3 separate regions of the Homo sapiens genome follow, and regions 1 and 2 are each linked to region 3. Evidence: chromatin loops called from intact Hi-C (ENCODE). Cell type or tissue: adrenal gland. All regions are shown on one strand. Each heading gives the region's core, and the rest is flanking DNA. Links, peaks and the distances in the headings are about the cores only. Region 1 overlaps CTNNBIP1 (catenin beta interacting protein 1). Region 2 has its middle 11 kb from the start of UBE4B. Region 3 overlaps NMNAT1 (nicotinamide nucleotide adenylyltransferase 1).

What was found. Peaks named below come from ENCODE experiments on the same cell type or tissue, not always from the same donor. Only the 100,000 strongest peaks of a DNase experiment are listed, where the experiment ranks them.
Region 1: it touches region 3 in a loop (2.3-fold over the local background); 77 of 110 quality-filtered maps call a loop at or near these places.
Region 2: a loop joins it to region 3, with 4 times the contacts of the local background. A loop is called at or near these places in 82 of 110 quality-filtered maps.

What each region holds. Positions count from the first base shown.
Region 1 is chr1:9,867,888-9,877,736 of GRCh38, reverse strand. It overlaps CTNNBIP1 (catenin beta interacting protein 1), which reads left to right. Exons shown (of 6, transcript NM_020248.3): 4 at 5,649-5,768; 5 at 6,460-6,550. The coding sequence starts at 5,673. Among named protein-coding and RNA genes, the nearest start is that of CTNNBIP1-AS1, 24 kb to the right of the region's middle. RefSeq lists a silencer at 2,582-2,781 and enhancers at 4,527-5,454, 5,455-6,383. In adrenal gland, for the core only: CTCF peaks have their summits at 2,476 and 2,692 (motif pointing left); a DNase peak (open chromatin) is centred at 2,506; H3K4me3 peaks cover 414 bases.
Region 2 is chr1:10,016,967-10,026,815 of GRCh38, reverse strand. No RefSeq gene overlaps it. Among named protein-coding and RNA genes, the nearest start is that of UBE4B, 11 kb to the left of the region's middle. In adrenal gland, for the core only: no CTCF peak of the experiment used is centred there; no DNase peak of the experiment used is centred there.
Region 3 is chr1:9,947,317-9,957,165 of GRCh38, reverse strand. All of the region lies in intron 1 of NMNAT1 (nicotinamide nucleotide adenylyltransferase 1), which reads right to left. It also overlaps the pseudogene RN7SKP269 and the pseudogene TMEM274P. Among named protein-coding and RNA genes, the nearest start is that of NMNAT1, 8.8 kb to the right of the region's middle. In adrenal gland, for the core only: CTCF peaks have their summits at 6,463 and 6,681 (motif pointing left); a DNase peak (open chromatin) is centred at 6,575; H3K27ac peaks cover 1,397 bases.

The DNA of each region.
Region 1 (9,849 bases), core at 525-5,524, 76 kb after region 3:
TTCTGGAGAATGTTAGGGTGCTGCTGATTTCTTTTAGGCTAAGACATGTACAGATTCTGGATAATATTTCATATAAGCTCTAGGAACCACCAATTCTATGGCATTGTATTTTTTTGCAATGTAAACATCATGAAAGTGTAAATTGTACATTTTTAAATGTATTAGAATCTATCACAATGTGTTTTAAAATGGACAAAACAAAAGACGAGTGCAGGGGCTGGAGGCAGCTCATGTGTCTGAAGGAGCAGCTTTGCTCCCTGGCCTCGCCTGAGCTTACTTGACATCTTCCTAGCAGGTGCAAGACCGCCCTGGGTATAAGTGAATATTCTAACATAGATAAATGTGGATGTTCAAGAGCATTAGCTTCCAGTTTAAAAATAAAAAGGAGTGCAGGTGGCTGTGTTTGTATTCAGGGCCACTCGTGCCTGTCAAAGCGAGGCCAGCTTTCAAAGCTCTTTATTAGAATGGGTTGCATTTCCCAGACAGAGACCCATACAGGGAGCCACAGCCGTCCAGCCTCCAACTGCCGCATGTGACTTTCAGCAGTCTTGTTCTCCAGGTCCCTCTTGCACTACCTCCTAATTCTTCTAAAGTGAGATCAACTGCTTAAATGCTGGAGATTACATGGTGGTCGAGATTAGGTCCCTGCAAAGGCTGGGAAGAAGTGTGGCATCTGAGCGTGCCTCTTACAGATGCCCTTGGGTGTTTCCCTGAGAACGTGTTGTGGCCTGTGGAGCCAAGGCCAGTTCTCCCGTTGTGTGGACCTTTCACAGTGGTCAGGAGCCACTTCCTCACCATCCTTTCCTGACCAGCCAAGCTTCCTTCAACAGAGAGGCAGCTCTGAACTGTGTGTGTGTGTGTGTGTGTGTGTGTGTGTGTGTGTGTGTGTGTATGTATAGCAGGAGTGTGTCTCTGTGTCTAAATTGAAGGTATGTACCTTAATGTCTTTTCATTGTATTTGCCCCAATCAGATGTCATTTTCTGGGATGGCACCCACTTTTTGCAGAATGTGTGGTTGCCTACTACATAATAAATAACCATGGACCTGTCCCTTCACCATTCATTTGGATAGTTAATAGTTGCCTGTTGTTTCTTTTCTGTTTTATTGTTTTTGTTTTTTGAAATGGAGTCTCACTCTGTCGCTCAGGTTGGAGTGCAGTGGCATGATCTTGGCTCCAGGCAACTGCCGCCTCCCAGGTCCAAGCGATTCTCCTGCCTCGGTCTCCGAGTAGCTGGGATTACAGGTGTCTGCCACCTCGCCCAGCTAATTTTTTGTATTTTTTATAGAGACTGGGTTTCACCATGTTGGCCAGGCTAGTCTCAAACTCTTAACCTCAGGTGATCTGCCCGCCTCGGCCTCCTAAAGTGCTGGGATTACAGGCATGAGCCACTGTGCCTGGCCTGTTTCTTTTCATTTTCCTTTTTTTGGCTTACCTCTGACTTGGGCAGCTAATAGAAATTTTCTTAGGATTTGGAGTGGAAGCGCCACCCCATTTTAGACGCTGGAATGTTTATGGGAATAGCCAAGAGACCATAATTGAGAACCATCATTACTTTTGGTTCTCACGTTCAAGGACTGGATGAATAATTAGTGTGTCTAATTTAGTTGCAGTTTTAGTTTATGTAATTTAAACATAGTTTAATGGAGACCAGTTTTTGATCCCTACAGGGGAAAATAAGATTTCTCAAGTGAAATGAATCTGATGCTTGTCAGAATTGTGATAAAAATATAATAGCACGTTTGCTTGTATAGGCAACAAACAGAGACATACTTTAATATACTCGTTGAGCACCATGACTGAAATGTCTGTATTGTTTGGGTTGATTATGATTTATTCTCTCCAATTATGAGTTTGCTCCACACTGACACCCTTACTGCAGAGGAGAGAATTATGTAAGCCAGTCACGGTGTTTCTGTTTGGGTTGGAATGGGAAGGGTGGGAACATGTGCTCCTGGCTGCATTTCTGCTCCAGATCCAGCCCTGAGTGTGCCCTCTTGTTAGGCAGCAGGGCGGAATCAGCTCAAACTAGAGCTGGAAGAATTCTCCATGACCACGCTTTTTAGAAAAGACAAGTCAAGGGTCTTCTCTGTAGCGAGAAGAACTGTCTCTTGCAGGGAAGTGAGTTGAAGCAGGAGTAGCCTGGCTCCAAAATGCAGGCGCAGACGACACCGCAGGCCCACAGCTGGGCAGCCCAAGCCCTAGGAATCCCAGTGTGAGGTGTCCCCGGGACGGCGAGGCTGCACCAGCCGGGAAGACGGGGCGGCACCTATCAGTGCGAGCTGTTCATAGAAGGCTTGTTGGACAGGGCAACATTCTGTAAAGCCGGCCCCATGGAGGCGGTCTGTGATGGAAGCAGTCTTTGATATGGAACTGACGCTCCTCTGGGAAGCACCTACTGTGTACCTGGACCACTGGCTCCTGGGTGGATGCGGCGGCAAAAACCAGACACCAGTCCTTCCCTGGGCAGGGGTGGCTCTCTGAATGAATAAATAGATCTTGCCCTGGGACCCGGGGCTGGAGTGTGGTTTGTGATAGTACGATTGGAATAGGGAGAGCCAGAGCAGGAGTGATCTGCTTCCCACGTCGGCTAAGGACTGGTCGGCTCGAACCGGGTGGTCTGGGGCCCTGGGAGAACCTGCTGGGGGTGGGGAGGAAGCAACGCTGGCGCTTTTGTGTTTGGCGACACCTAGTGGCCAGGTCCTTGTATTTCACCCTGTCTCTCACCAGGAGAGAGCAAATGAAAACTAGCCCTTAGGCACAGGACAGAATTGGAAGGTTTTTACTCTTGGAAGCCCTAACTCCCAGCTCAAAGGCTTTACGGAGCATTTCAGATGTTCTTTGGAGAACACAATAGCCCAAGGCCCACTACTTTGAAAGTGTGAGTCCTTTGGAAAAGCTAAATTTGGTTATGGGAGACTGGGTTAGGTACTTGGTCTCTTAACACAATGACATTTGGGCCTAGATGGGTGTGGATATTGCAGAGTGGGAGAAGCTCAGACACCACAGGCTGTTTCACTATTCCATTTAGCCAAGCGGGCAGTATTTATTAAGTGCCTGCCAAGTGCTAGTCTCCCGGAGGACAGGGGTGAGCACAGCAGAGGGGGCCCTGGCCTTGGCAGTGGGCAGTGGGCAGAGACAATAAGCAAGTTCTCCAACAGGGCACTTTCAGAAAATCAGGACAGGCGGGCATGGTGGCTCATGCCTGTTAATTCCAATATTTTGGGAGACCAAGGCAGGAGGATTGCTTGAGACCAGGAATTTGAGACCAACCTGGCTGTGCAACATAACAAGACCTCTACAAAAAAATTTAAAAGTGGCAGGGTGTTGTGGCATGCTTCTGTGGTCCCAGCTAGTTAGGAGGCTGAGGCAGGAGGATCGCTTAAGCCCAGGAGTTCAGGGCTGCAGTGAGTTCTGATCATACCACTGTACTCCTGGGCACCAGAGCAACTGCCAGGGAAGGCTTCCCTAGGAAGGTGCCTTTACACCAAGACAAAGGATGGAAAGAAGCCAGTTCCTGGCTTAGGGGACACCCAGTACAAAGGCTGCCAGAGGGAAAGAGCTTCTCCGCATGTTCTAGAACGGACGAGTGCCAGGAAGGCAGAGCAAGGGGAAGAGGAAGAAGAGACAGGCTGGAGAGGGAGGCAGGGCTGACAGCGGAGCCCTGGCAGGGTCTTGGCAAGGATTATGAGATGCATTCTCAGGTAGGTTTAAGGTAGGAGTGATATCATCTGTTTTGGGGAGGATGAGGTGGGAGGATCACTTGAGCCCAGGAGTTTGAGACCAGCCTGGGCAACATAGCAAGACCCTGTCTCTACAAAAAAATGTTTTTAAATTAGCCAAGCGTGGTGATGTGCACCTGTGGCCCTAGCTTACTCAGGAGGCTGAGTTGGGAGGATTGCTAAAGCCCAGCAGGTTGAGGCAGCAGTGAGCTATGATCGCGCCACTACACTCCAGCCTGGGCGACAGAGGGAGACCCTGTGTCAAAAAATAATCAATAATAAGATCATTCTGGCTATTGTGTAGAGAAAAGGACAAGAAAGGAAGTAGGGGGATCATGAGGAGGTTACATAGTAACCCAGATCCAGGTGGCCACTGGGGAAGAGGTGGAGACCGCATCATCATCCACACCCAGGTTCGGGGTGCAAGGTTCACCCCACAAGGCTGTGTGGAGTCCAGCTCCAGATTGGCAGTGCTCCACATCTAGTGAAGTGGAAGGAAGTGAGAATGGGTCAGTGCGAGGAGTGATACCCCAGAACAGAGCTTCCCTGCTCAGCTGCACAGGAAATTATGGCCTTCCCCATGCTGGGACGCAGCCTGGCCCTGGGGAGTGGCTGGGGGTCCTTCTCATCAGAGACCATTCCTGAGGCAGTTTACTCCTCTTTCCTAGCTCCCAGTTATCACTTAGGCCATTTTCTGGGCCCAGGAGGAGGTGGAAGGGGAGCAGACAGAGTAATAGAGTCTGGGCTGTAGGGGTTTAGCAGAAGTTGCTGGAAAGAGACCTATGCCGCATCCAGCATGCAGCTGCTATTAGCTTATTGTGTGCACTTTTAGGATGAGGGCCCCATTAGCTTATGGGGAATGAGCAGTTGACAAGTACCTACAGGGAGGCTGCTGCCCGGGCTCTGGCACATTGCTGAGGCTGCCCTCTGCACAGAGAGCCACCCTGCCTGGGAAAGCCCGCTGGTCCAGGGTTTGCTGGTCCTGGAGGGATGGATGGTGTGAGGAGTGTTCTTGGCCTGCCAGCTTGGTTCCGTGGTTCTCCGAGCGCAGTTCCTTGGCACCAGGGCTGATAAGGCTCCACCCCAGCAGCTGCTGCGTTATTTCTGACTCATCCAGGAGTTACCAGTGTGTAACCCAAGCCCCTCCATACCCAGCTTCCTCTCCTCCAGCTCCTCCTGGAGGGAGGGGGCTCTGGACTTCTCTCCTGGGGACTTTCTACAGGTTAGGTCCCTGCTGCATGTGGACACGCTGCTGGCCTTCCCAGCTGCCTGCAGGAGCTACCCTCTGACAGGTGGGGTGGGTTTGTGAGGGCTGAGGTAGCAAGCCCTGCAACCCTGGGCCAGCGTCTTTCCATCAAGGGACCCCTTGGAGCCCAGCCCAGGAGCCACAACCCTGGCCTCTTAAACTTGTCAGGGGCTTTTGCCGAGGGAGCTGTCTCAGTGTTTGGGGGCTGGGCACTGATCTCACAGTTTCTCGAGCCAAAGGCCCTAACCAGTTGCCTCTGATCCCATCACTTTTTTGCCCCTTGTGGAAGTTGTTCTGAAAACCTGGGACATTTGGGGCTTCATGCACCACGTGTCCTGTGGCTTGTAGCAGGAGCTTTGCTCTGGGGTGATTCACAGGTAGAAACAACCAGCAGTCCAGGTCATCTCAGTTTTCCTGGACGCAGCAGCTTCATGCACAGAGGCAGCAGGCAGGCCAGCCCTTGCAGCGCCTGCTGGAGAACAGAGCTGCTCAGTTCAGCCTGCTGGGACCAGCATGGGTGAGAAAGGAACCCAGCACCTCGCCACCTGCCCCATGCTCCCAGAAGGGAGACTGTGGGTGGAAAGCGGCTCCTGGGAGGAGTGAGGGTCACTAGCAGGTGTCATTGTCCCAGTATGTCACATCCTGATCTCTTCCCTTTTGATGCTGTTGCTTGCTCTGCAGGAGTCCCCAGAGCCAGGCAGGGGGATGAACCGCGAGGGAGCTCCCGGGAAGAGTCCGGAGGAGATGTACATTCAGCAGAAGGTCCGAGTGCTGCTCATGCTGCGGAAGATGGGATCAAACGTGAGTGCCTGTGGGGTGTCAGGCAGCGGGCCCCCAGGGAGGGTCTCCCAGGGAGGGGCCCTGCTGGGCTATTGGAGGGTGGAGCCACTGCGGCTGCCTCCTGCGGAGCCACGGGCTGAGGAGGGGCCGCTGGGCCTGTGGCTTGGCTCTAGGGCTGCTTCTGGCCCCCTAGGCACAGAGCCCAGCACGTCAAGTTCTGGGGACACCCGACACTGCCGGATTGGGGCCAGGCGGGTGAGGGTCTCAAGGCCCTGACCTTCCTTTTCTCCCCCTCACAAGCCCGAAAGTCTTCTCTCCCAGGGGGCAGCTCAGGGACAACTTGTCAGGACAGGAGCTGAGGGGGCAGCAGGCATGCATGTGCAGGGGTATTTCTCAAAAAGAGTGGAGGGACATGGAATCGCCCCTCAGCCTTCCGGGCAGGACTTGTGTCTTCCACTGGCCCTATACTAGAACAGACCTTAATCTCAGATTCAGTCTGAGTGGCAAAGGCTTTGGACCCCTGGACCAAGTTTAAGGAGGGTGGGAGTGGGGTGGGCTGGCCCTGAAAGCAAAGGGGTCAAATCTCAGAAACAGAAGCCCGAGCAGGGACCAAGCAGGGACCAAGCAGGCCTAGGCGGTGCCTCTAGGGGTGCAGGTGCCTTTCAGGGAACAGGTGCATGCTGCCCCTCACCACAGCTCTCTCACCCTGCAGCTGACAGCCAGCGAGGAGGAGTTCCTGCGCACCTATGCAGGGGTGGTCAACAGCCAGCTCAGCCAGCTGCCTCCGCACTCCATCGACCAGGGTGAGTTGGCGGCAGAGGGGCTGGGGCAGTGGCACAAGTCCCAGGGGCACCGACTTGTGGTTCCCTTAGAAAGCGTAGCTCCAGCCCTCTTTGATGGGTGATCCATGAGACCCAGGGCTGACTAGGAGGGGCTACAGCTCTCTCCACCCACAGAGCTGAGCCAGGAAACCTTCGGAGCCTCCCACCTGATCCCATCTCCTTCCTCAGGTGGGAGCCAAAGACTCTACAAGACAAATGGCAGGATCCCTTTCTAAGGCCTGGAAGAGGCAGGAAATGGAGATGTCTGGGGGCGCTCATAACTGCAGAGACTGATTATTGCATTTCTTTAACCTTTGGCCTGACCCCTACCCACCCAGCACCCTGTCCAGGAGAGAGAAACTGCCCTTGTGTGCTAGAACAATGCTGTCACTGTTGTCCTGAGCACAGACCACATTGTGGCTGGTGTGGTCCTGGCTGTGGCCAGGAGGAATGCCCCAAAGGCCTGATGTCTCCGTGCGCCTGAGGGAGTTCTGTCTTTTTGGGGTGACCTCAACAAGTCAGCATGGTAACAGGCAGGATGTGAGTGTTTGTTGTGTAGCAGGCACCGTTGTTTCATTCTATTGTAGGTAGCTACTATTTGTATTATTAATACTTCCACTTAACAGGCAAGGAAACTGGGATTTGGGAACAGTAAGCCACTTGGTCATGCAGCCAGGTGGTTACTGGGGAGTCCCGGGATGTACACCTGTGGCTGAGGAGCGCTTCACTGTCTGCCATCTTGCCCATAACCCACATGGCTACTGGACAGCTCCATGTCCCTTGGCTGCTCAGCAAGGTTCTCCTTCTCTAGAAGGCTTCTCATGACACAGAGGCCTAGTATTCTGACCAGCATCTCCATAGAGTCCTTTCCTTTTATTCTCTTTATGCTTTGTTGGAATGATTGGCCATGAAATATTACAACCTGTGGCATGTCCAGACGCGAGCGGGCCCCCGAAAGCAGAGTGCTGACGGCTGCGTTTGCTGTGCTTTGAGGCTGGCATGCGGGGCCTGACCTAGATCACCAGCCAGCCCTTGTTCTCCTGGATGTCTTAGGGCTCTGTCCTGGCACAGGGGCCTGTTCCCAAGCACCGATGCTGGGTGTGACCTGGCTTGTGCACCCAACTCAGCAGAAACCTTCCAGGCAGTGGCTCAGGCAGCTCCCTGGGACAGCAGCTCACCACGCACAACCTGCCTGGGTGTGTCTGCCCAGGTGTGCCTCCTGGATCATGCGGCAGCCTGTTCTATGTGGCGTCGGCTCCCGCCCCATCCTGGGATCTCTTGGGTGAGGTCTCTTCTCTTCCAGGGCTAATCTGGGTTTCTAGCATGGCACCCTCTACCATGGCTTCTGACTCATGTCAACCTGAAACCTTCAGGCTTCTGAGTCCCTGGAGACTCACCTTCCTTCCCACTTAGTCTTGGTCACTGAGTTAACCTGAATTTGAGCTCGGATGGTAAGAAAGCCTCCAGTTGAATACTCTTGGGAAAAAATCAAAATAGGAGACATCAAAATGTAGGACCATATGTCAGTATAAAAAGCAGCAACAGGCCGGGTACGGTGGCTCACAGCTGTAATCCCAGCATTTTGGGAGGCCAAGGCAGGTGGATCACCTGAGGTCAGGAGTTCTAGACCAGCCTGACCAACGTGGCGAAACCCCATCTCTACTAAAAATACAAAAGTTAGCTGGGCATGGTAGCATGCAGGTGTAATCCCAGCTACTTGGGAAGCCAAGATCTCACCGCTGCACTCCAGCCTGGGCAGCAGAGCAAGACTCCGTCTCAAAAAACAAAACAAAACAAAACAAAACCCCAGCAACAACACACATACACACAAGACACAAGCTGTATATGCACATAGAAAAAAAAGCTGGTGGCCAGGTGCAGTGGCTCACGCCTGTCATCCCAGCACTTTGAGAGGCCATGGCAAGAGGATTGCTTGAGCCCAGGAGCTCAAGACCAGCCTGGGCAACATAGGGAGACCCTCTCGCTACAAAAAATACAAAAACTAGCTGGCTGTGGTGGCACACGTCTGTAGTCCTAGCTACTAGGGAGGCTGAGGTGAGAGGATCGCTTGAGCCCAGGAGGTTGATGCTGCAGTGAGCCATGATCGCACCACTGCACCCCAGCCTGGGCAACAGAGGGAGACTCTGTCTCATAAATTTAAAAAATTTTTAAAAGACAAAGAAGCTGGTGGAATATATACCAGACTGTCAGAAATTTTGTTTTTGACAAGGGGTGCTGGGCGTGGTGGTTCATGCCTGTAATCCCAGCACTTTGGGAGGCCAAGGTGGGCAGATCACCTGAGGCCAGGAGTTCAAGACCAGCCTGGCCAACATGGCAACATCCTGTCTCTATTAAAAATACAAAAATTAGCTGAGCATGGTGGCAGGTGCCAGTAGTCCCAGCTACCCAGCTACTTGGGAGATTAAGGCAGGAGAACCGCTTGAATCTGGGAGGCGGAGCTTGCGATGAGCCAAGATCACACCACTTTACTCCAGCCTGGGCAACAGAGCTAGACTCTGTCTCAAAAAATAATAATAATAATAATTGTTAGGGGATAGGACTATATAAGAAACTTTAACTTTCCAAGTCACACATTTTTGTAAAACTAATATTTTAACATTGTACATTTGTTTCTTTGTCATAAGGGAAAGTTAAAAAAAATATTTTTAGGAGAACTCTTGCCTAGCCGAACCCACAGTTAAGAATAAAAATGAGCTCTGCCAAGTTGTTGAGGAAGGTCAGTGACCCCACTTAGCTGTTGACCTTGCCCTGAAACTGCTGAGCAGTAGGAGCAAGCTGGCAGCTGTGACCAACTGTGTGGGCCGTGGAGTCCAGGCCCTTCTGGGTGGGTGGTGTCTGTCCACAGCTACTTCTTTCTCCGGGGAGGGGTCTTCTGGAGCTGAAGCTGGAGCCAGGGAAGACCCCAGGGAATCGTTGCGGAATAGGTGGTGGGAGTCACTCCCTGCTGCTGGGGCGCCCTGTGGACTGCCCCTACCTCCATAAAGATACCTCTAACCTGGCTGCCGGGGCCTGAGCCACACAGACCTGAGCTGCAGGAGGTTCTGAGAATTCTGTGGACTGGGAGTGGAGAGGGGAGGGGTCAGCCATGTCTGGAAGAGTTTCATAAGCATATTTATTTTCTTTGCGAGCCTAACGACACCACAAACAAACACAACAACAATAACAGCAGAACTGCAATCAGCCCAGTCCCATACTGGGCTTACCCATGTGAGGGCAGGACCCTGCATCTGCCTGTGCCATGTGGGCAAATGGATCTCTGT
Region 2 (9,849 bases), core at 1,941-6,940, 72 kb before region 3:
GGCCAAGCATGGTGGCTCATGCCTGTAATCCCAACACTTTGGGAGGCCAAGGCGGGCGGATCACGAGGTCAGGAGCTCAAGACCAGCCTGGCCAACATGGTGAAACCCTGAACTAAAAATACAAAAATTAGCTGGGCGTGGTGGCTCACGCCTGTAATCCCAGCACTTTGAGAGGCCCAGGCGGGCAGATCACCTGAGGTCAGGAGTTCAAGAGCAGCCTGGCTAACATGGTGAGACCCCGTTTCTGGCCGGGCGCGGTGGCTCACGCCTGTAATCCCAGCATTTTGGGAGGCAGAGGTGGGTGGATCACGAGGTCAGGAGATTGAGACCATCCTGGCTAACATGGTGAAACCCCGTCTCTACTAAAAAACCAAAAAATTAGCCCAGCGCAGTGGCGGGCGCCTGTAGTCCCAGCTGCTCCGGAGGTTGAGGCCAGAGAATCGCTTGAACCCGGGAGGCGGAGCTTGCAGTGAGCCGAGATCGCGCCACTGCACTCCAGCCTGGGCGACAGAGCGAGATTCCGTCTCAAAAAAAAAAAAAAAAAGAAACCCATTTCTACTAAAAATACAAAAATTAGCCAGGCGTGGTGGCAGGCGCCTGTAATCCCAGCTACTCGGGAGGCTGAGGCAGGAGAATCACTTGAACCTGGGAGGCGGAGGTTGCAGTGAGCCAAGATCGCACCACCGCACTCCAGCCTAGGCAACAGAGCAAGATTCCATCTCCAAAAAAAAAAAAAAATTAGCTGGGTGTGGTGGCCCATGCCTGTAGTCCCAGCTACTCAGGAGACTGAGGCAGGAGAATCGCTTGAACCCAGGAGGCAGAGGTTGCAGTGAGCCGAGATCGCACCACTGCACTCCAGCCTGGGCAACAGAGTGAGACTCCAACTCAAAAAAAAAAAGAGAAAAATTGGAAACAAAGTCTCTAGCCACATAATGTACTTATCAGGGTAATTTTTTGTTTGTTTGTTTTTTGAGACAGGGTCTTGCCCTGTTTCCCAGCCTTGAGTACAATGGTGCAAACATGGCACACTGTAGCCTCGACCTCCTGGGCTCAAGCAATTTTCCCACCTCAGCCTCCCAAGTAGCTGGGCTTATAGGCGCATGCCACCATGCCAGGCTAATTTTTAATTTTTGTAGAGATAGGGTCTCACTATGTTGCTCAGGCTGGTCTCAAACTCCTGGACTCAAGTGATCCTTCTGCTTCACCCTCCCAAAGTGTTAGGGTTACAGGCATGAGCCACCACACTCAGCCCCCAGGGTCTTTTACAGGATGAATCTCTCTAATACACTTTTTAGTACCTTTACAGTTGTGTTCTAACTTGTCTAAGTGATGGAGTTTCCACCACTTTCCTTGGGAGAAGCTTTCCTATAATATCATAAATAACAGTGTGTCAGAGTTGTTTGTAATACATAGCCCATATTTTCGTTGTTTGGTTCAGTTTCTTCCATTTAAGCATTACATTACCTCCTTTGGATGGTGCAAAATACTCTGTCTGCCTCCCTTAGTAACTACCAAGCAACAGGACCTTAGTTAGTTCTTAGAATTACCTGGAAACCAGCAAAAAAAAAAAAAAAAAAATGTTTTTTACCTAGCAACAAATAAAGGAGGAGACCACAGAACAAACTGAAATGTGAGACTGAAATAAAAGTTATGCCTCACCGGGCAGATCACCTGAGGTCAGGAGTTCCAGACCAGCCTGGCCAGTATGGTGAAACCCCGTCTCCACTAAAAATACAAAAATTAGCTGGGTGTGGTGGCACACGCCTGTAATCCCAGTTACTCAGGAGGCTGAGGCAGGAGAATCGCGTGAACTCGGGAGGCAGAGGTTGCAGTTAGCCTAGATGGTGCCACTGCACTCCAGCCTGGAGGACAGAGCAAGACTCCGTATCCAAAAAAAAAAGCCTCCTAGTTAATGAAAAAGTTTTTGTGAAGGTAAATTCTAGAATTTGTAATATTTTAGGATAGCTTTTATTCAAGTGCCAGAGCATAGAGAGCTCACCAGGTTAAGATATGTTTTTCTGATAATCTTCCTGATAATCTACAAAACTAGAGCCAGCAATCTTCCTGATCTTCTTAGATCTACAAAGCCACCTACAACCGTAAGGATGTGCTGTTATCTCGGCTGCCATCAGAGATCAACTCCTTCATCTGGACTCTGGATTCCTTTCTCTCCTTTCTCTCTCACCTTCTCAAGGACTTTGGTCCAGCATTTATCCCCTCTCATCTGCAACATCACACTCTTCTCACTGGACACACCTGTGGTAGGAACACAAACTTTCTTTCATTTATGTACTTGTTTGTTTGTTTGAGATAGGGGTTTGTTCTGTAATCAGGGCTGGAGTATACTGGCATGGTCACTGGCTCACTGCAGCCCCGACCTCCTGGGCCCAAGTAATCCTCCCACCTCAGCTTCCTGAGTAGCTGAGACTACAGGCATGAACCATCACACCCAACTAATTTTTGTATTTTTTGTAGAGACAGGGTCTCCCTATGTTGCCCAGGCTGGTCTCAAACACCTGGCCTCAAGCGATCCTCCTACATCAGCCTCCCAAAGTGCTGGGATTACAAGTGTGATCTTTAAACACATACTAACTTGGTCAGGCGAGGTGGCTCGCACCTGTAATCCCAGCACTTTTGGAGGTTGAGGCAGGTGGATCACGTGATGTCGGGAGTTCGAGACCAGCCTGACCAATATGGAGAAACTCTGTCTCTACTAAAAATACAAAATTAGCCAAGCATGGTGGTGCATGCTTGTAGTCCCAGCTACTCAGGAGGCTGAGGCAGGAGAATCGCTTGAACCCGGGAGGCAGAGGTCGTGGTGAACCAAGATCACGCCATTGCACTCCAGCCTGGGTAACAAGAGTGAAACTCCGCCTCAAAAAAAAAACAAAAACAAAAACAAGTACAACAAAAAACATACTAATTTTAGGCCGGGCGTGGTGGCTCACGCCTGTAATCCCAGCACTTTGGGAGGCCGAGGCCGGCAGATCACGAGGTCAGGAGATCGAGACCATCCTGGCTAACATGGTGAAACCCCGTCTCTACTAAAATAAAAAAATTAGCCCGGCGTGGTGGCAGGCGCCTGTAGTCCCAGCTACTCGGGAGGCTGAGGCAGGAGAATGGTGTGAACCTGGGAGGTGGAGCTTGCAGTGAGCCGAGATCACGCCACTGCACTCCAGCCTGGGCAACAGAGCAAGACTCCGTCTCAAAAAAAAAAAAAATACTAATTTTAAAAACTCTGTAGCCAGCCTACAGTATTATGTTATAGCAGCCTGAACAGATTAAGAGAGGGAAGGGTCCAGGCTCAGTGGCTCACGCCTGTAATCTTTATGTTGCCCAGGCTGGTCTCAAACCCCTGGCTTCAAGTGATCCTCCTACATCAGCCTCCCAAAGTGCTAGGATTACAAGTGTGATCTTTAAACACATACTAACTTGGCTGGGTGAGGTGGCTCACGCCTGTAATCCCAGCACTTTGGGAGGCTGAGGCAGACAGATCACGAGGTCAGGAGATCAAGACCATCCTGGCCGACATGGTGAAACCCCGTCCCTACTAAAAATGCAAAAATTAGCCGGGCATGATGGCATGTGCCCGTAGTCCCAGCTACTCAGGAGGCCAAGGCAAGAGAATCGCTTGAACCCGGGAGGCAGAGGTTGCAGTGAGCCGAGATCATGCCACTATACTCCAGCCTGGGCAACAGAGCGAGACTCTGTCTCAAAAAAAAAGGAGTTGAGATCAGCCTGGGCAACATGGTAAAACCCCATCTCTACTAAAAATACAACAATTAGCCAGGTGTGGTGGCGGGCGCCTGTAATCCCAACTACTTGGGAGGCTGGGGCACAAGAATCCCTTGAACCCTGGAGGCGGAGGTTGCAGTGAGCCAAGATTGCACCACTGCACTTCAGCCTGGGTGACGGAGCGAAACTCCATTACAAAAAAAAAAAAGACTGTTTTGCAAACTCTCCTAAAGATTGCACCCAGAAGTTATAATGAAATCCTTATGAGCAGGTCGAGGAAATATCAAAAGCAAAACTCTTATCTGTGGAGAACCGAAGACTCTTAAGGGCAAGAAACTGAGGGAAAATAATCTGCTACAAAAGGTCTCAGGAAATAAAGATTCTTGCTGTGGACAGAAACAAAGAGAATATTAAAAAGTATTCATTATAGGCCAGGCACAGTGGCTCACGCCTGTAATTCCAGCACTTTGGGAGGCTGAGGCAGGTGGATCATGAGGTCAGGAGTTCGAGACCAGCCTGGCCAACATAGTGAAACCCCCATCTCTACTAAATACACAAAAATTAGCCGGGCGTGGTGGCCCATGCCTGTAATTCCAGCTACTCAGGAGGCTGAGACAGGAGAATCGCTTGAGCCTGGGAGGCGGAGGTTGCAGTGAGCCAAGATCACGCCATTGCACTCCAGCCTGGGTGACAAGAGCAAGACTCCATCTCAAAAAATAAAGTATTCATTATAAATATATTGACTGAATTTCACTGTCTGAGACTCCATATGAAAAGGCTAGGCCGGGTGCAGCGGCTCATACCTATAATCTCAGGACTTTGGGAGGCCGAGGCAGATGGATTGTATTAGAAACGGCAACCAAGAGACATATTAATTCATTTTTAAGATAAGCCTATTACATGCAGAGTGGCCTTGTTTGACATTTTTGCAAATCTCTTTAATGTCTGGCTTAATAGAAGACAGCTGAATTCTCAGATGTACTTCTGGGTCAGGTCAGTTGTGATGTGGCCTGGCAGGAAGTCTCTGGAAAACTCCCATATGCTCATGAGAGAGAGAGAATGAAGAGCAAATATCATCTCAGGATTATTATGAAAATAGCTTTGATCTCACAGATACCCTTAAAAGGTCTCGGGATCCCCGGGTCCTCAGATCACGGTTTGAGAACACTGTCCATTGGGGGCATAATCCATTTGCCATCAGTTTGTCACATACCTCCAGCAGGCCAAGGTGGGCAGATCACCTGAGGTCAGGAGTTCGAGACCAGCCTTGCCAACATGGTGAAACCCCCTGTCTACTCAAAATGCAAAAATTAGCTGCGCGTGGTGGCAAGTGCCTGTAATCCCAGCTACTTGGGAAGCTGAGGCAGGAGAATCCCTTGAACCCAGGAGACAGAGGTTGCAGTGAGCTGAGATTGTGCCACTCCACTCCACCCTGGGTGACAGAAAGAGACTCTGTCTCAAACAGAAATAGAAAAAAAAGAAAAAGAAAAAGAAAAGCCTATAAAATAATAGTTGTCAGCACATGGTCTCTAGGGAACTTTTTGGAGTGATTGACTTGTTCTGAAACTGGATTGTAGGAATGGTTGTACACCTATGTACATTTACTAGAAATTATCAAATTGTACACTTAGGTGCATTTTATGGTACATAAAATATACCTCAATAAAGCCATTAAAGAAAAACAACTCAAGTCCAACAGAGTCCAAAAGTAAAAAAAGAAAAAGAAAAACTCCAAGAGTCATATTCCAAAAAATTAAATTTTTATTACAAGGGGCCACACTTGTAATCCGAGCATTTTGGTAGGCTGAGGTGGGTGGATCACTTGAGGCCAGGAGTTGGAGACCAGCCCAACCAACATGGCGAAACAAAAATACAAAAATACTAAAAATACAAAAATTAGCTGGCCATGGTGGTGGTGCACACTTGTAATCCCAGCTACTAGGGAGGCTGAGGCAGGAGAATCACTTAAACCCGGGAGGTGGAGGTTGCAGTGAGCGGAGATTGCACCACTGCACTCCAGCCTGGATGACAGAGTGAGACTCTGTCTCAAAAAATATATATATATTAAAGCAGAATTGAAATGCTATTTCTCCTCCTCTTCCTCTCCTCCCTTCCTCTCCCTTTTTCCCCCCCTTTAAGGGCATCCAAAGTATGTGGATCATGGAAGTGCCTGCTTTGAAGATCTTTCTTTGCTAAGGATGAAGCTTCCAAGCTGGTTGTGCTGAAGGGCCAACATCTGGTAGTAATTTCATGAAAGGATTTTTTTTTTTTTGAGATGGAGTTTCACTCTTGTTGCCCAGGCTGGAGTGCAATGGCATGGCGCTATCTCTGCTCACTGCAACCTCTGCCTCCCGGGTTCAAGCAATCCTCCCCCCTCAGCCTCCTGAGTAGCTGGGATTACAGGAATCTGCCACTTTGCCCGGCTTTTGGTATGACCTAGAAACTTGTTTTTTGTTACAATACTTCTCAGTGTCAGAATAATATATATTGAATTCATCACTCATTTTTATGGTTGTTTCATATTCTCAGGACCTAGTAATAATAATAATAGTGAACTTCCAGGAATATATACTGAACCGAATTCAATCTAAGCAATTATGATTAAATACTTGTAAAAGTTAACTATAGTAAACCTCAGAGAAGATAGCCTCTTGCTTTTTTTTTTTTTTCATAGAGATAGGGTTTTGCTCTGTTGCCCAGGATGAAGTGGAATGGTGCGATCATGGCTCACTGTTGCAACCTTGAGCTCCTCAGACTACAGGGATGTGTCACCATGCGTGGCCAGCCCCCTGAGACAGGGTCTTGCTCTGTTGTCCAGTCTGGAGTGCACTGGCACAATCTTGGCTCACTGCAGCCTCAACTTCCTGGCTTAAGCTATCCCCTCACCTCAGCCTCTGGAGTAGCTGGGACTACAGGCATGGACCACCACACCCAACTAATTTTCTATTTTTTGTAGAGACGGGGTCTCAGTATGTTGTTCAGGCTGGTCTCCAACTCCTGGGCTCAAGGGATCCTCCTGCCTCAGCCTCCCAAAATGCTAGGATTACAGGTGTGAGCCACCATGCCCAGCTACCTCTTGTATTTTGAAATGACAAAAAGACCTTTTACATATTATATTTTCTCACTTGTTTTGTTCTACCATTCCTAAATGTCTTTCCAAACTGTAGTTTGTATCATGTAGTAAAGTTTAATGAAATATATATTTGGTCTTTTTCCCTGGTTCTGGCACAGGGCTCCTAAATTCCTTGGAATTTCCTGAGTGATAGGATTGTCTTTTGCTATTCATAAGGAGCCCCTTTAGAACACACCAGAGTCTATGCTAATGATGTGACTCAGGGTTGGGGCTGCTCACCAGAAAGACCAAATTAGAGGACTTTGATTAGAGGGTGGAAACAGCCCCACCCCAACCTCCTGGGAGGGAAGGGGGCTGGAGATGGAGCTCTATGAAAACTCCTGAACAAGGAGGTTCAGTGAGCTTCAGTACCAGTGGAGGGTGTCCAGGTTTTTGGCATTTTGAACAAAGAATTTAACAAGGGCCAGGTGCGGTGGCTCACGCCTGTAATCCCAGCACTTTGGGAGGCCGAGGCGGGCAGATCACGAGGTCAGGAGATTGAGACCATCCTGGCTAACATAGTGAAACACTGTCTCTACTAAAAATACAAAAAATTAGCCGGGCGTGGTGGCGGGTGCCTGTAGTCCCAGCTACTCGGGAGGCTGAGGCAGGAGAATGGCATGAACCTGGGAGGCAGAGGTTGCAGTGAGCCGAGATCACGCCACTGTACTCCAGCCTGGGTGACAGAGCAAGACTCCATCAAAAAAAAAAAAAAAAAAAAAGAGTTTAAGAAAACACACAACCAAGAAAAAAATGAAACAACAAAAGCAGAGAGTTATTGAAAATGAAAGTACATTTCACCAGGTGGGAGCGGGCCCCAGCAGCCACTCAAGGGCCCTGGATACAGAATTTTCTCCAGTCCAAATACCCACTAGAGGTTTCCCATTGGCCACTGGGTGTTCACCCATGTAAATGAGGTGAAGTAGTGGCCTGTAATCAGTCCGATTGGTTGCGGAAAGCAGAGGTGGGCGGATGATGAGGTCAAGAGATGGAGACCATCCTGGCCAACATGGTAAAACCCCGTCTCTACTAAAAATACAAAAATTAGCTGGGCGTGGTGGGTGCTAATGCTAATGCATTATAATTAGTGTATGATGAGCAGTGAGGAAGACCAGAGGCCACTCTCATCACCATCTTGGTTTTGGTGGGTTTTCCTGGCTTCTTTACCACAACCTGTTTTATTAGCAAGGTCTTTGTGACCTGTGTCTTGTGCTGTCCTCCTATCTCATCCTGTGACTAAGAATGCCTTAACCTTCTGGGAATGCAGCCCAGTAAGTGTGGGGGAATCACCTGAACGCAGGAGGTGGAGGTTGCAGCAAGCCGAGATGGTGCCACTGCACTCCAGCCTGGGCAACAGAGAGAGACTCTGTCTCAAAAAAAAAAAAAGGCAATTAATTAATTAATTAGAGGTACTTACAATTTCCCATCTGCCACAGAAAAGGTAGGGGTTTGCAAAGGGGTAGCCTCTGGTCCTTTTGTTACTTAGGCTTGGAAAGTTAGGATTTTCTTTTCAATTTAGTTCTAGGAAGTCAGCCCAAAACAGCCTTAGGTTCCCTGCCTCCAGACCCTGGTCTCCTGCCTCAAACATATCCACGCACTGCAAGGGTGGTGCACCTGCAGAGGGCAAGGAAGCTCCGCAGCCCCCCACTAAACCTTGTCCCATGCATCTCCTCCATTTGGCTGTTCCTGAGTTGTATTCTTTTTTTTCCTTTTCTTATTTATTATTTTTTTTTTTGAGACGGAGTCTCGCTGTGTCGCCAGGCTGGAGTGCAGTGGCGTGATCTAGGCTCACTGCAACCTCCACCTCCTGGGTTCAAGCAATTCTCCTGCCTCAGCCTCCTGAGTAGCTGGGACTACAGGCGCCCACCACCATGTCCAGCTAATTTTTGTATTTTTAGTAGAGACGGGGTTTCACCATGTTGGCCAGGATGGTCTGGATCTCTTGACCTTCTGATCCACCCGCCTCAGCCTCCCAAAGGGCTGAGATTACAGGTGTGAGCCACCGCTCCTGGCCAGAGGAAGAAATTCTTACCAGCCAAGTTTCTGGTCTCTCTCTCTCTGTATATGTTGTGTAAACGGTAAATGCCACTATTTGTCTTCTCTGCGAGGGTCTGATTAGTAGAAAAAAAGGATTTGTCAGACCAGTCTTAGGCTGTAGCAAATCTGGTGTACTTTATGCTAAGAATTTGTCTTTCTTTGTTGTTCTGTAATGAAGAGGGGAGTATCAGGGGATAGAACGTGGGTTTAGGATGCCTATAAGCCAAGTTTTCAAGCCAGCCCATCAGGCTGGTCATTTACAAATGTTGCTATGGGTCCCTGAAACCAATGCCAAATGACATTTCTCTGCCTTGTTTTGTGTCCATAAGAGCTTAACCTTGTGGCCATGTGGGGATACTTTATCTTGGTTTCTGCCATCTAGAGGACAGGAATTTTGGGGTTCATGTCATAGTTAGCCCTAAAAATTATCTTGAGCAGGCCGGTCGCGGTGGCTCACACCTGTAATCCCAGCACTTTGGAAGGCCGAGGCGGGTGGGTCATGAGGTCAGCAGATCAAGACCATCCTGGCTAATATGGTGAAACCCTATCTCTACTAAAAATACAAAAAAATTGGCCAGGCGTGGTGGTGGGTGCCTGTAGTCCCAGCTACTCGGGAGGCTGAGGCAGGAGAATGGCGTGAACCCGGGAGGCGGAGCTTGCAGTGAGCCAAGATCACGCCACTGCACTCCAGCCTGGGCAACACAGCAAGACTCTGTCTCAAAAAAAAAAAATTATCTTGAGCAGTTAAGAGCCTTTGAAATCTTGAATTTGGCTAGACTTCTTCTGGGAATAGCAATAGAAACTGCCCAGGGCTGGGTGCGGTGGCTCATCCCTGTAATCCCAGCACTTTGGGAGGCCAAGGTGGGTGGATCACAAGGTCAAGAGATCGAGACCATCCTGGCCAACCTGGTGAAACCCATCTCTACTAAAAATACAAAAATTAGCTGGGCGTGGTGTCACACACC
Region 3 (9,849 bases), core at 4,007-9,006:
CCCAGCTACTCAGGAGGCTGAGGCAGGGGAATTGCTTGAACCTGGGAGGCAGAGGTTGCAGTGAGTTGATATCCCACCATTGAACTCCAGCCTGGGTGACAAGAGCGAAACTCCACCTCAAAAATAAAAATAAAAAGGCCAGATGCAATGGCTCATGCCTGTAATCTTAGCATTTTGGGAGGCCGAGGCGGGTGGATCACAAGATCAGGAGTTTGAGACCAGCATGACCAACATGGTGAAACCCCATCTCAACTAAAAATACAAAAATTATCCAGGCATGGTGGCATGTGCCTGCAATCCTAGATACTGAGGAGGCTGAGGCAGGAGAATCGCTTGAACCTCGGAGGTGGAGGTTGCAGTGAGCCAAGATCACACCATTACATTCCAGCCTGGGTGACAGAGCGAGACTCTGTCTCAAAAAAAAAAAAAAAAAAGGTAAACAAGGCCAGGATCAGTGGCTCATGCCTGTAATCCAAGCACTTTGGGAGGCCAAGGTGGGCGGATCACCTGAGGTCAGGAGTTCGAGACCAGCTTGGACAACATGATGAAACCCCATCTCTACTAAAAATGCAAAATATTAGCCAGGTGTGGTGGCACACGCCTGTAATCCTAGCTACTCAGGAAGCTGAGGCATGAGAATCGCTTGAACCCAGGAGGTGGAGGTTGCAGTGAGCTGAGATCATACAACTGCACTCCAGCTTCAGTGACAGAACAAGACTCTGTCTCAAAAAAAAAAAAAAAAAAAGGTAGACCAATCACTTGAGGTCAGGGGTTCGAGATCAGCATGGCCAACATGATGAAACCCCATCTCTACCAAAAAATACAAAAGCTAGCCGGGTGTGGTGGCACGTGCCTGTAATCCCAGCTACTGGGAAGGCAGAGGCCCAAGAATTGCCTGAACCTGGGAGGCAGAGGTTGCAGTGAGCAGAGATCGCACCACTGCAGTCCAGCCTGGGTGACAAAGTAAAACTCTGTCTCAAAAAAAAAAAAAAAAAGAAAAGAAACATGGTAAACGTTATTTATTTACCAGTGATGACACTAATAACTCTTACTATTATTTATGGACTATTTTGTAGCATTTATTTACAGTCATGGTAAAGGAACCAAGGTTCTCAAGAGAAGTGAGTTGCCTACAGCCAAGATGAACCCAGTGCCAGAATAAGAATTAGAGTTCAAGGATTAGTGCCTTCTGGTGTTACGCGTATACCATAGATTTCCTGTAATAAGTAATAAATTAATGTATCACCCAGTTTATTGACTTTTAGGCCCAGATCTTCCCAATATTGCAGCCAATCTCTCCTGTACAACCTGGTTAGTAATACCATCTTTACCTTCTTCACAATTGGTAAGTGTGTAGTTATCCGTCAAGCATTTATTAAGTATCTACTACAAATAGTAGCCAGACACTGCTACAACAAAAATTGGTAGGACAGAGCTCTCTGCTCTTCAGGAACTCATAGACTAAAATTAAAAAAACAACTCACATCTAAAATTCAGGTGAAGGGAATCTTTAAAAACTTCCTAAGTATCTCTTTTAGTTGTTTTTGCTTTTTGTTTTTTGAGATGGAGTTTCACTCTTTTTGCCCAGGCTGGAGGGCAATGGTGCAATCTCGGCTCACTGCAACCTCTGCCTCCCAAGTTCAAGTGATTCTCCTGCCTCAGCCTCCCTAGTAGCTGCAATTACAGGCATGCGCCACCACACCCAGCTAATTTTGTATTTTTAGTAGAGAAGGGGTTTCTTTCTTTTTTTTTTTTTTTTTTTGAGACAAAGTCTCGCTCTTGTCCCCAGGCTGGAGTGCAATGGCGCGATCCCAGCTCACTGCAACCTCCGCCTCCCGGGTTCAAGCGATTCTCCTGCCTCAGCCTCCCGAGTAGCTGGGATTACAGGTGCATACCACCACGCCCAGCTAATTTTTTGTATTTTAAGTAGAGATGAGGTTTCACCATGTTGGCCAGGCTGGTCTCAAACTCCTGACCTCAGGTGATCCACCAGCCTCAGCCTTCCAAAGTGCTGGGATTACAGGCGTGAGCCACCGCGCCCAGCTTAGAGATGGGGTTTCACCATGTTGGTCAGGCTGGTCTCAAAGTCCTGACCTCAGGTGATCCACCTGCCTCAGCCTCCCAAAGTGCTGGGATTACAGGCGTGAGCCAGCGTGCCTGGCCTCTCTTTTAGTTGTTCTATAATTTGAGTACGGAACCAAATTAAGTTAAACATAAATTCCTTTTTTTTTTTTTTGAGATGGAGTCTTGCTCTGTTGCCAGGCTGGAGTGCAGTGGTGTGATCTCGGCTCACTGCAACCTCCGCCTCCTGGGTTCAAGCGATTCTCGTGCCTCAGCCTCCTGAGTAGCTGGGATTACAGGCACGCGCCACCACACGAACCTAATGTTTGTATTTTTAGTAGAGATGGGGTGTCACCATGTTGGCCAGGATGGTCTCAATCTCCTGACCTTGTGATCCACCCACCTCAGACTCCCAAAGTGCTGGAATTACAGGCATGAGCCACCATGCCTGGCCCAAATTCCTTCTGCTATAAAATTCTTTAGTGTTATAATATTAAAGTATCGGGTTTTTCATTCAATAAATAGTCATTGATCAAGAGATGATTCTGCGTAGAAAAACAAGGACAATGGCAACTTGAAGTCAAAAAGTGATACAGGGCTGGGTCCAGTGGCTCATGCCTGTAACCCCAACACTTTGAGGCTGAGGTGGGAGGATCGTGTGAAGTCAGGAGTTCAAGACCAGCCTGGGCAACATGGTGAGACATCATCTCTACAAAAAATAGAAGAAGTTAGCTGGGCATGGTGTCATGCACCTGTAGTCCCTGCTACTTGGGAGGTTGAAGTAAGAGGGTCACTAAAGCCCAGGAGGTGGAGGGTGCAGTGAGTCATGTCATTGCACTCCAGCCTGGGTGACAGAGGGAGGCCCTATCTCCAAAAAAAAAGGACACAGAGTTGGTCTCTATTCTCAACATTCTGAAATGTGGAGAAGTTTAAGAAATATTTTAGCTAATCTATCTTAATTATATTTTCCTTTGAATGTGCTTTTAAGAGTGATGTATGGGCCGGGTGCGGTGGCTCATGCCTGTAATCCCAGCACTTTGGGAGGCCGAGGCAGGTGGATCACCTGAGATCAGGAGTTCAAGACCAGCCTGGCCAACATGGCAAAACCCCTTCTCTACTAAAAATACAAAAATTAGCTGGGCATGATGGCACGTGCCTGTAGTCCCAGCTACGATGGGGACTGTGGCAGGAGGATCGCTTGAACCTGGGAGGCGGAGGTTGCAGTGAGCCAAGATCGTGCCACTGCACTCCAGCCTGGGCAAGAGAGCAAGACTCTGTCTCAAAAAAAAAAAAAAAAAAAAAAAAAAGAGTGATATATGATTTCAGCAAAAACTATGTCCGAATTTTTTAAAATGAAAAAATAGGGCCGGGTGTGGTGGCTCATGCCTGCAATCCCAGCACTTTGGGAGGCCAAGACAGATGGATCACCTGAGGTCACGAGTTTGAGACCAGCCTGGCCAACATGGTGAAACTCTGTCTCTACTAAAAATACAAAAATTAGCTGAGCGTGGTGGCACACGCCTGTAGTCCCAGCTACTTGGGAGGCTGAGGCAGGAGAATCACTTGAACCCGGGAGGCAGAGGTTGCAGTCAGCCGAGATCATGCCACTGCATTCTAGCCTGGCAACAGAGTGAGACTCCGTCTCAAAAAAAAAAACAAAATTAGCTGGGTGTGGTGGTGCAGGCCTGTAATCCCAGCTACTCAGGAGGCTGGAGCAGGAGAATCACTTGAGCCTGGGAGGCAGAGGATGCAGTGAGCTGAGATGGCGCCACTGTACTCCAGCCTGGCAACAGAGCAAGACTCCGTCTCAAAAAAAAAAAAAAAAAGCCCGCGCACAGTGGCTCACACCTGTAATCCCATTTTGGGAGGCTGAGGTGGGTGGATCACAAGGACAGGAGATCGAGACCATCCTGGATAATGCAGTGAAACCCCGTCTCTACTAAAAATACAAAAAAAATTAGCCAGGCGTGGTGGCGGGCACCTGTAGTTCCAGCTACTCGGGAGGCTGAGGCCGGAGAATTGCTTGAACCTAGGAGGCAGAGGTTGCAGTGAGTCAAGATCACGTCACTGCACTTCCACCTGGGCGACAGAGCAAGACTCCGTCTCAAAAAAAAAAAACATGCATACAATCTATATCAAAGGAAAAATTAGTTTGCCCAGACTGGACATTTCTGTTCCACAGCAGGAAGGGAAGGAAACAAATTGCATTTAGGTTTGCATTCAAGAATCTGTTTCTAGCCGAGCGTGGTGGCTCAAATATGTTTCTAGCCGAGCGTGGTGGCTCACGCCTATAATCCCAGCACTTTGGGAGGCCAAGGTGGGCAGATCACCTGAGGTCAGGAGTTCGAGACCAGCCTGGCCAACATGGTGAAACCCTGTCTCTACTAAAAATACAAAAAATTACCCAGAAGTGGTGGTGCACACCTATAATCCCACCTACTAGGGAGGCTGAGGCAGGAGAATCACTTGAACCCAGGAGGCAGAGGTCACCGTGAGCTGAGATTGTGCCACTGCACTCCAGCCTGGGTGACAGAGTGAGACTCTGTCTTAAGAAAAAAAAACAAAAAAACAAAGAATATGTTTCTTTCTGAGATGATTAAACCTAAAAACTGATGCTGTTCCTCTGTCTTTTTAGGTTTTACTGTGCAGTTTGTTCAGATGGAGCCATTGCCACGGGCACTGAAGTGGATGTCTTCTGCATTTGGTGTGGGATCCTTCAGTTAAGGAGTCTGCACTATGGTGTTAACAGTTTTGGCAACAGACTGTGTATGTTTTTAAACAATGAATTTCTTTTTTTTTCTTTGAGACAGAGTCTCACTCTGTCACCCCAGCTGGAGTGCAGTGGCGCAATCTGTGCTTACTGCAAGCTCCGCCTCCCAGGTTCACGCCATTCTCCCGCCTCAGCCTCCCGAGTAGCTAGGACTACAGGTGCCCGCCACCATGCCCGGCTAATTTTTTGTATTTTTTTTTAGTAGAGATGGGGTTTCACTGTGTTAGCCAGGATGGTCTGGATCTCCCGACCTCGTGATCCACCCACCTCGGCCTCCCAAAGTGCTGGGATTACAGGCGTGAGCCATAAACAAAGAATTTCTAAAGGCTTATCTTAATCTGAAAGTTTGGCTGTAAATAATATGTCTTCAATATTTATTTTCTACTGACACCAAAAGAAGAGATATGTGGAGATGGAATACCTGATTAGGCACATGTCACAGTTAAAACATTTCACTGGGGAAAGTTTAAAAATTCTACAAGAGATTTTTGTTTTTGTAGGTGAATTCTACTTTACTAGAGCTTCGAAAAGTAGTTAAGATATTAATCAACAGTGAAACAGGCCGGGCACAGTGGCTCACGCCTCTAATCCCAGTACTTTGGAAGGCTGAGGCAGGCAGATCGATTGAGCCCAGGAGATGAAGACCAGCATAGGCAATGTGGAGAAACCCCATCTCTACAAAAATTACAAAAATTAGCTGGACCTGGTGGCACGTGCCTGTAGTCCCAGCTACTTGGGAGGCTGAGGCAGGAGGATCCCGTGAACCCAGGAAGTCAAGGCTCCAGTGAGCCATGCTCACACCACTGCACTTTGGCCTGGATGACAAAGCAACATCTTGCCTCAAAACAAACAAACAACAACAACAACAACAAAAAAAAACTGAAGCTGTTGGATTGGGTTTGGCACAGTATACAGCAAGACTTCTATTTCTTGCTAAATTGGCACCTTCATTTAAATCCTTGTGGCAAAACATTTTTAACACATTCTGATTAAAAGACAAAGTATTCCTCATAGCACCTTTTCTCTCTCAAATGTAGGAAACAACAACCCCTGAACTTTACTACTTGTCTGTGCTCCTGTCGGTGAGCAGCTTAACTTCTACAGGTAAGCAAGAAAACTTCCCAAGTAACCAATCCTTGTCAAAGGCTTACCAGTCCTTCGAGGCAAGTAACTACTCAACCAGCACTGTGACTGTGATGTTGCAAGGAGAATATTAAGCTCTAGTTCCTCTTTTTTTTTTTTTTTTGAAACAGAGTCTCACTTTGTTGCTTAAGCTGGAGTGCAGTGGCGTGATCTTGGCTCACTGCAACCTCCTCCTCCTGGATTAAAGCAATTCTTCTGCCTCAGCCTCCCCAGTAGCTGGAATTAAAGGTGTGTGCCACTATGCCTGGATAATTTTGGTATTTTTAGTAGAGATGGGGTTTCGCCATGTTGGCCAGGCTAGTCTTGAACTCCTGACCTCAACTGATCCACCCGTCTCAGCCTCCCAAAGTGCTGGGATTATAGCTGTGAACCACTGTGCCCACACCCTAGTTCCTCTTAAAGCAAGAGATCCAAGAAGCTAAGAAGTATGAAAAGCAAAGCAAAGAAAACGGGGGGAGGGGAGGGTTAGGATGGCATATGAAAAGCCATCCTTCTCACGTTACTTCCACTGCATTTAATGAGATCCTATTCTTTATCCTGTAGTGCTTTTGTCAGGCCTGGGGCTGATCTGGCGGGCCAGGGTGACCTGTCGAAGGCCAGATGCTAACCCAACAGTCTGAGCCATCTGGGTCCTGTTTTTCCTGTCTGAGATACTCGTCTCTACCAGGCTGGGCCTGTCCCAGCAGCACTGCCACCTATCGGCCATCACACGACCATCTCCTATCCTGCTATTTCAGCTGAACAGCAGGGCCAATAACAGGAAGCATGTCAAAATCAGTCATTTAGTAGAAAACTGCATTATGCCAGGCGTGGTGGTTCATGCCTATAATCTCAACACTTTGGGAGGCCAAGGCGGGCGGATCACTTGAGGTCAGGAGTTCGAGATCAGCCTGACCAACATGTCAAAACCCTGTCACTACTAAAAATACAAAAATTAGCCGGGCATGGTTGCAGGTGCCTGTAATCCCACCTACTTGGGAGGCTGAGGCAGGAGAATCACTTGAACCCGGGAGGCAGAGGTTGTAGTGAGCCGAGATTGCGTCACTGCCCTCCAGCCTGGGTGACAGAGCGAGACTCTGTCTCAAAAGAAAGAAAAAGAAAGCTGCATTTAAGTATTAATGAGCACTCACTGACAATGGATAAAAAGAAACAGTTCCGCTGAAATCACAGGACTGACATCATAACCCAATTCACCCCAAATAAAGATCTCCTATCAAATACTTTCACAATGATTATTGTGATTTTCTAAACCTCATTTTTTGTTCAATGAAGTTAAGTGGCATCAGCTGGGAGACTGCTATAGAAATAAGTGCTGAAAAAGAGGAAGGAAAATAGAAATCTTAGTAATGAACAAAGGTTTAGTTTCAAAAGACCCCAGTAATTCAGATTGTGTATTTAAACAAGGTCAATTTATTGCTTCTTTAAGAATGTAGTGGGGCCGGACACGGTGGCTCATGCCTGTAATCCCAGCACTTTGAGAGGCCGAGGTGGGCGAATCACTTGAAGTCAGGAGTTTGAGACTAGCCTTGCCAACATGGTGAAACTCCGTCTCCACTAAAAAAAACAAAAAAATTATATATATACACATACATATATATATATACACACACAAAAATTAGCTGGGCCTCTTGGTGTGTACCTATAATCCTAGCTACTCGGGAGGCTGAGGCAGGAGAATCGCTTGAACCCAGGAGGTGGAGGTTGCAGTGAGCAAAGATTGCACCACTGCACTCCAGCCTGGGTGACAGAGTGAAACTCCATCTCAAAAAAAAAAAAAAAAAGCAGTGGAAGATTTTAGAGTAAAAATAACCACAACCTCCCCCTTATAGATTATAACAATCTTCTGCATCATGACAGCTAATTGTTTTCTAGAGAAAATAGCTAAGTGACCTGCATTGTGTTTTGTCTTTCTCTTTTTTTTTTTTGAGACAGAGTCCTGGTCTGTTGCCCAGGCCGGAGTGCAGTGGTGTGATTTCGGCTCGCTGAAATCTCCGCCTCCAGGGTTCAAGCGATTCTGCCTCAGCCTCCCACGTAGCTGGGATTACAGGTGCCTGCCACCATGCCCGGCTAATTTTTGTATTTTTAGTAGAGATGGGGTTTCACTATGTTGGTCAGGCTGCTCTTGAACACCTGACGTCAGGTGATCCACCTGCCTCGGCCTCCCAAAGTGCTGGGATTACAGGCGTGAGCCACCATGGCCAGCCGTGTTTTGTCTTTTTACTTCAGTGTATATTTAACAATTCCGGGCCAGACACAGTGGCTGACGCCTGTAATCCCAGCATTTTGGGAGGCCAGGTGGGTGAATCACCTGAGGTCAGGAGTTCGAGACCAGCCTGGCCAACATGGTGAAACCCCGTCTCTACTAAAAATACAAAAAATTAGCCAGGCATGGTGGCGGGTGCCTGTACCAGCTACTTAGGAGGCTGAGGCAGGAGAATCACATGAACCCAGGAGGCGGAGGTTGCAGTGAGCTGAGATGGGGCCATTGCACTCCAGCCTAGGCAACAAGAGTAAAACTCTGTCTCAAAAAAAAAAAAAAATTCTGAAGTATTTTTGTTAGGGACTAGTTACTCACAAATGGTCCCAATGTCATTAAGGACTGGATACCACTTCATTTTGAGACAGGGTCTCGCTCTATCACCCAGGCTGGAATACAATGGCACAGTCACTGCAACCTCCACCTCCCGGACTCAAGCCATCCTCCCACCTCAGCCCTTACCCCAAGTAGCTGGGACTACAGGTATGCCCCACCAGACCTGGCTACTCTTTTGTATTTTTTTGTAGAGATAAGGTTTCACTATATTGCCCAGACTGGTCTCGAACTCCTGGGCTCAAGCAATCCGCCCACCTTAACCTCCCAAAGTGTTGGGATTACGAGCATGAGCCACCTCACCTGGCCGACAACTCCATTTCTTGAGAAAAAGAACAGTACTAATGGGCAAGAAGAACGTATTCAGTATAAAATCTCCCAAAGTATCTCTGACAGGCACAGCACCTGAACACATGGAAATGACTGTTCATCTGTTCTCATCTGGAGAGGTTACCTAATATATACCCACTATCCCTTGACGCCACCAACATTTTCGGACCACCTTCCACATCCCAGACACAGCACTAAGTTAGGAATTAGAAATGCGAGCAATCACACAATAAGAATGAAATTCCTTTGAAGTAATTATATTACCATGATTAACAGAAATTATTTAGAAACAACACATTCTCTAGACCTCATCAACCACTGCAGGGCTTTGAGCAGAGGAGTGACATGATCTGACATATTTTTAAGGATCTCTCTAGCAGTTGAAGCTGAAAACAGAATGTAGGGAGAGGCAAGGGTACAAGTGAAGACATAAGATGGGAGGCTACTGCAATAATCCAGGTGACAGGTGATGCTGACCTGGCCCTGATGGTGGTAGCAAAGTGATAAGATGTCACTCAATTCTGGGTGTATTTGGAACATACAGCCAATGTGATTTGCAATGGATGGGATGTGGGCTGTGAAAGAAAGAAAAGTCAAGCATGACTCCAAAAGTTTTTGGCCTAAGCAGCTAAAAGAACAGTATTACCTTTAATTGAGAAGAGAATGATAGTGAAGCATGATGGCGTGTGCCTGTAATCCTAGCTACCTGGGACCTTGAGAGCTTGTTTGGAGGTTCTAGCAGGGGAACGCAGCTACTTATATACCCTTGACCGAAGATTAGTCCTCCTCTATTGGGGATGGTCGTTCTCTTCGACTTGAGTGTGCAGCTTCGGGAGGGATATACATGGAGCAGTGAGGGAGGAAGGAGACACCGGCCTAGCCAGCCAGATCAGCCGGATCAACCCTGGTGATCAACGGGGTGAGAGATGTCACAGCCAGGTTGCCCTCACATCCT